Linked DNA regions of Homo sapiens: region 2 is linked to region 1. A link is a loop called in an ENCODE intact Hi-C map of the cell type or tissue named here. Cell type or tissue: A673. All regions are shown on one strand. Links, peaks and the distances in the headings refer to the core of each region. The heading gives the core; the rest is flanking DNA.

Region 1 (2,917 bases), core at 247-2,746:
CATCAGCCAGGCACAGTGGCTCACTCCTGTAATCCTAGCATTTTGGGAGCCTGAGGTGGGCAGATCGCTTGAGCCCAGAAGTTCGAGACTAGCCTGGCCAACACGGCAAAACCTCATCTCTACAAAAATTAGCTGGGTGTGGGCCAGGCGCGGTGGCTCACGCCTGTAATCCCAGCACTTTGGGAGGCTGAGGTGGGTGGATCACGAGGTCAAGAGTTCAAGACCAGTCTGACCAAGATGGTGAAACCCTGTCACCACTACTAAAAATACAAAAATTAGCTGGGTTCGGTGGCAGGCGCCTGTAATCCCAGCTACTCGGGAAGCTGAGGCAGGACAATCACTTGAACCCAGGCGGCAGAGGTCGCAGTGAGCTGAGATCGTGCCACTGCACTCCAGTCTGGGCGAAAGAGTGAGACTCTGTCTCAAAAAAAAAAAAAAAATTAGTTGGGTGTGGTGGTGTGCACCCGTAGTCACAGCTACTTGGGAGGCTGAGGTGGGGGGATCACTTGGGCCCAGGAAGTGGAGGTTGCAGTGAGCCAAGATTGCGCCACTGCACTCCAGCCTGAGAGACAGAGCTAGACCCTGTCTTTAAAAACAAAACAAAACAAAACTGGGCTGGGCTTGGTGGCTCACACCTGTAATCCCAGCACTTTGGGAGGCCAAGGCAGGTGGATTACCTGAGGTCAGGAGTTCGAGACCAGCCAGGCCAACATGGTGAAACCCCGTCTCTACTAAAAATACCAAAAATTAGCTGGACGTAGTGGCAGGCACCTGTAATCCAAGCTACTCAGGAGGCTGAGACAGGAGAATCACTTGAACCTGGGAGGCGGAGGTTGCAGGGAGCCAAGATCGCGCTATTGCACTCCGGCCTGGGTGACAAGAGCAAAACTCCAACTCAAAAAAAGTCCATTGTCTTGGTGCTCTGTATGTAGCCTAGAGTCATTAGCTAACAACTTCGAAAATCAGATGATGACTTTGGCCAACTGATAACCTGAACGTTAACAAAGCATCAAAGCATTGGGGTCAGCCAGATAGAGGTTATATGCTGATCCCACTTAAGCTAAAGTTTGATCTAGTATTTTCCTGGCTATTGACAGGAGATTTGCTCATTCCATCTGAACATCTTAAGTGTGGCAAAGAATAAAATGAAACTTCAGAATGCTTTAAGAGGTGGCTGGAAACACTGGCAATGCTGAACGGGGATATACAGGGCAGTACAAATGGGAGAAAAGCACAGATGGCGTTTACAGAAAGTGTCAAAAAAAACATATGGCAGGAAAGCATCCATGCATCATAAATCAAATGTGACTCAGCAATGCATTTTTTAGCTTAAAATTAGGGAAGATACTAGGGCACAATCCCATTATCAACTTATCCTTAGGGCACTGTCACAAGATGATTTCAGTCATGCTGGCCTGTCTCCCGTTCCCCATCCCGCACTGATTTTGCCTATCTAGACGGGGCCACTAGATGGCGCCCTCTGATTCTGTCCAGAGGGGTGCCCCTCCTTAATCTGCATCAAGGGCTATGCAGATCTTATGCCCTCGGGGCAAGGTCTGTAGAAAACTACACCATGGACTTCAGGTGCAGAAAGGAACACCCAGAAGGGAAAGAGTAGGATTTGTAGTCTACAGACAGAAGAGGTATCCAGGACTCAGAGGTCAAATATGATAACATTCTTATTCATTTATTAAAAATAAATCTTTTTTTAGACAAAGTCTCACTCTGTTATCCAAGCCGGAGTGCAGTGGCGTGATCTCAGCTCACTGCAACCTCTGCCTCCTGGGTTCAAGTAATTCTCGTGCCTCAGCCTCCCAAGTGGTTGGGACTACAGGTGTGTGCCACCACACCTGGCTAATTTTTTTGTATTTTTGGTAGAGACGGGGTTTCGCCATGTTGGCCAGGCTGGTCTTGAACTCCTGGCCTCAAGCAATCCGCTGGCCTCAGCCTCTCAAAGTGCTGAGACTACAGGCATGAGCCACTGCACCCGGCCTCAAATATGACACAATTCTGACAAATACTGTTTATACTCTGGATTTAGTTATATGACAGTCAAAAAATGTACACACCATCTATGATCAACTGAGAAAACGCACTGTGCCCACACCAGTGGGTGGCAGCCAGTGGGCTTGCTGTTTCTTAGCAGGATGGAGGTGTTTACCCTTCTTGTGGCCCAGGGTTGCAGGCACAAGGGTTTCCTACATCCATCCACCCAAGGGGAGCAAGCACAAAACAGCAAGAGCAGCGGCATGAAGAATTTTCAGAAGACATGAGCAATGGTCAGATGCAGTGGCTCATGCCTGTAATCCCAGCACTTTAGGAGGCTGAGGTGGGTGGATCACCTGAGGTCAGGAGGTCAAGACCAGCCTGGCCAACATGGCAAAACCCCATCTCTATGGGCGCGGTGGCTCATGCCTGTAATCCCAGCACTTTGGGAGGCCGAGGTGGGCGGATCACGAGGTCAGGAGATAGAGACCATCCTGCCTAACACAGTGAAACCCCGTCTCTATGAAAAATACAAAAAATTAGTTGGGCATGGTAGCGTGCGCCTGTAGTCCTAGCTACTCAGGAGGCTGAGGCAGGAGAATGGCGTGAACTCGGGAGGCGGAGCTTGCGGTGAGCCGAGATCGCGCCACTGCACTCCAGCCTCGGGGCGGTAGAGCGAGACTCCGTATAAAAAAAAAAAAAAATTAGCTGGGTGTGGTGGCAGGCACCTGTAGTCCCAGCTACTCAGGAAGCTGAGGCAGGAGAATCATTTGAGCCCAGGAGGCAGAGGTTGCAAGTAAGTGGGGATCGCGCCACTGCGCTCCAGCCTGGGCAACAACGTGAGACTCTGTCTCAAAAAAAAAGAGAAAGGAGTGTTAACCCCAGCATTAACTTCCCTCCTGTAACAAATGCTGGGTGTTTCAGCAAGGAG
Region 2 (2,917 bases), core at 125-2,624, 300 kb after region 1:
AACATGCATTTATTATCTCACAAGAGTCTGGGCACAGATTAACTGGGTCCTCTTCTTAGGGTCTCACAGGGCTGCCATCAAGGGATTAGCTTGACTGTGTTCTAATCTGGAGGCTCAACTGGGGAAGAAGGTGCTTTCAAGCTCACTCAGGTTGGTGATAGAACTCATTTCCTTGTGGTTGTGGGACTTAGAGTCCTGGCTTCTTGGTGGCTTTCAGCTCTTAGAGGTTGTCTTTAGCTTCTTGATAGATTGGCCTCCTATCCTGGCTGCTTATTTCTTCAGAACTATCTTGAGAGAGAGTGTTAGAGTGAGTTTGATAGCAAGATGGAGTCTTAATAGTATGTAATCTTGGGAGTGACATCCTATTGATTTTGCTGTATACAGTTGGTTAGAAGCAAGTCACAGCTTTGCTCACACTCAAGCAAACTATGTCCTCCTTCAAGGGGAGGAGTTTATTCAAGGATGTGAATACTCATCGTAGAGTGTGTTTACCACACAACTTCCCTATAAAGGGAAAGAGAGAAATGGGGGCAGTAATGAGAAGGGAAAGAAAGGCCAAAACTTTTTTTTTTTTTTTTTCTTTTTTTGGAGACAGGGAGTGGAGTGGAGTGGAGTGATGTGGTGCAATCACCACTCATTGCAGCCTCAAACTCCTGGGCTCAAGGGGTCCTCCCCCTTTAGCCTCCCGAGTAGCTGGGACTACAGGTGCATGCCACCATGTCCAGCTAATTTTTAATTTTTTTTTTTTTTTTGGTAGAGACAGCAGTCTCATTATGTTGCTCAGATAAGTCTTCAAGTCTTGGCCTCAGGTGATCCTCCTACCTTGGCCTCCCAAACTGCTGGGATTACAGGCATGAGCCACTGCACCTAGCCAAAACTTATTTTTTTTTTAACATGGGAAAAATTTGTGCTGATAGGAATGATTCACTAGAGAGGAAATCATGGATAAAATCCTGTTTTATGGGTCAGCCATTACAGTCTTTTAAATATTAAATGCAATTAAAACTCTTATTTTGTCTCTCATATATCACAAAATACATAATTTATGGGCCCCACTTTCCCCAAATATAAAATGTAGATGTTGACCAGGAGCGGTGACTCATACCTGTAATCCCAGCACTTTGGGAGGCCGAGGTGGGAGGATTGCTTGAGGCCAGGAGTTCCAGACCAGCATAGGCAACAAAGTGAGAACCTGTCTCTACAAAAAATAAAAAAAAATTCAGCTGAGCATGGTGGTGCATGCCATAGTCCTAGCTACTGAGGAGGCTGAGGTGGGAGGACCACTTGAGTCCCGGGAATTCAAGTCTGCAGTGAGTTATCATTGTGTCACTGCACTCCCGGCTGAGTGACCGAGAGAGACCCTATCTCAAAATATAAAATAAAATAAAAATCATGCTCACTGAAAGGGTTTCAGATAGACTTGGTATTTTTGGCTTCACTACTATTTTATTTGTAATTCTGGGATAGGCTCTGGGCCTCAGAACACCCTACAGTGGATATTGTTATGAAGACACACATGAAGATGTCCTGTCGATGGTGTGGCAATGAGTTTGTCTGAGATGGTGACACTGACGCACATTTTTCTGTCTCCCGGAATACATGTTTCTCAATCCTTAGCTTTTGAGTGGTTTTGCCTACAGAAAGGCCCCGGCGCAGTGCCCCCTGCTGGTGAGTGGCAGCCAGGCGCGTGCGTCATGTCAGTGATGGACACAGTGGGTCCCTTTGCTGACACGGACCTTGGGGGTGATGCTGAGCCTGCCAGGTTATTTCAGATCAGGTCATTAAAGCAACAGAAGGTCGACTCGATGTAAAACGAGCAGCTCCCAGTATTCTCTACATTTTTTAGACATGTGATGATTTGCTATAGCTCATTTTGGCTGATAAAATATGAACACTTCACAAAATATTTGTATTTCAGCCTCTGTCTTCATTCATTTAACAAGCCATTTTGCCCTAATTCCCAGGAGCTGTATTCTTCTTCCATTGGGAAACCTAACTTGAGCCTCGGCAGAGAAGATTTTAAACATGAAATAGGTTAGCAGTGTTAATTTAAAAAAAAATCAGAAAAGCATTTAAAACAAAAAAGCCCCTTTCTCTTTCACTTCAGTGAAATGAATTAGCATTCATTTGTGCAGGTTTCTCAATGGTGATGAGCATCTTAAAGAAAATTAATTAAAACTAAGAACAAGATTAGTGTTTAGATTATTATTTTAACCTTGGCCTCTGGTGAAGGTAGTAGTTTTGTAATGAATAATTATCCCCTTAATTTTGTTCCCGTCTAACTGCTTTGTATATATCTGGGGTGGGTATGTCATGACAGTGACATTTTTGGTAGCCTTTAATTCAGGAATGCAGTCCACACACTTCAGGATTTTAGTGTCTTAGGTTCACGGGCAGGTGGCTTCTCTACTTTGGCATTTCCACGAGGCAGGAAGGAAACCAGGAGAATGTGTATCCTCAAACCCAAGTGAACCAGGCATACCCAGAAGGAGGAAGAGCTCTGTTGAGTGAGCTGTGAGAATCAACCATTGTGGAGGTCATGGTTAACTTGTTGGGAGCAGTTTCTGTGGAAGGATGGGACAAAAGTCTGATTAGAATGGGTTTACAAGAGAATGGGCTTTTCCAGGTGCCCATCAGTGGTGGGCTGGATAAAGAAAATGAGGTGGCTCACGCCTGTAATCCCAGCACTTTGGGAGGCCGAGTCGGGTGGATCACGAGGTCAGGAGATCGAGACCATCCTGGCTAACACGGTGAAACCCTGTCTCTACTAAAAATACAAAAAAAAAAAAAAAAAAAAAATTAGCCGGGCTTAGTGATGGGCGCCTGTAGCCCCAGCTACTTGGGAGGCTGAGGCGGGAGAATGGTGTGAACCCGGGAGGCGGAGCTTGCAGTGAGCTGGGATCATGCCACCGCACTC

Evidence for each region. A loop is a pair of places that touch in the nucleus more often than their neighbours do. Peaks named below come from ENCODE experiments on the same cell type or tissue, not always from the same donor. Only the 100,000 strongest peaks of a DNase experiment are listed, where the experiment ranks them.
Region 2: it touches region 1 in a loop (5-fold over the local background); 3 of 110 quality-filtered maps call a loop at or near these places.

What each region holds. Positions count from the first base shown.
Region 1 is chr19:34,344,614-34,347,530 of GRCh38, reverse strand. All of the region lies in intron 10 of GARRE1 (granule associated Rac and RHOG effector 1), which reads right to left. Among named protein-coding and RNA genes, the nearest start is that of GPI, 19 kb to the left of the region's middle. In A673, for the core only: a CTCF peak has its summit at 1,468 (motif pointing right); a DNase peak (open chromatin) is centred at 1,500.
Region 2 is chr19:34,040,866-34,043,782 of GRCh38, reverse strand. No RefSeq gene overlaps it. Among named protein-coding and RNA genes, the nearest start is that of LSM14A, 130 kb to the left of the region's middle. In A673, for the core only: a CTCF peak has its summit at 1,669 (motif pointing left); a DNase peak (open chromatin) is centred at 1,652.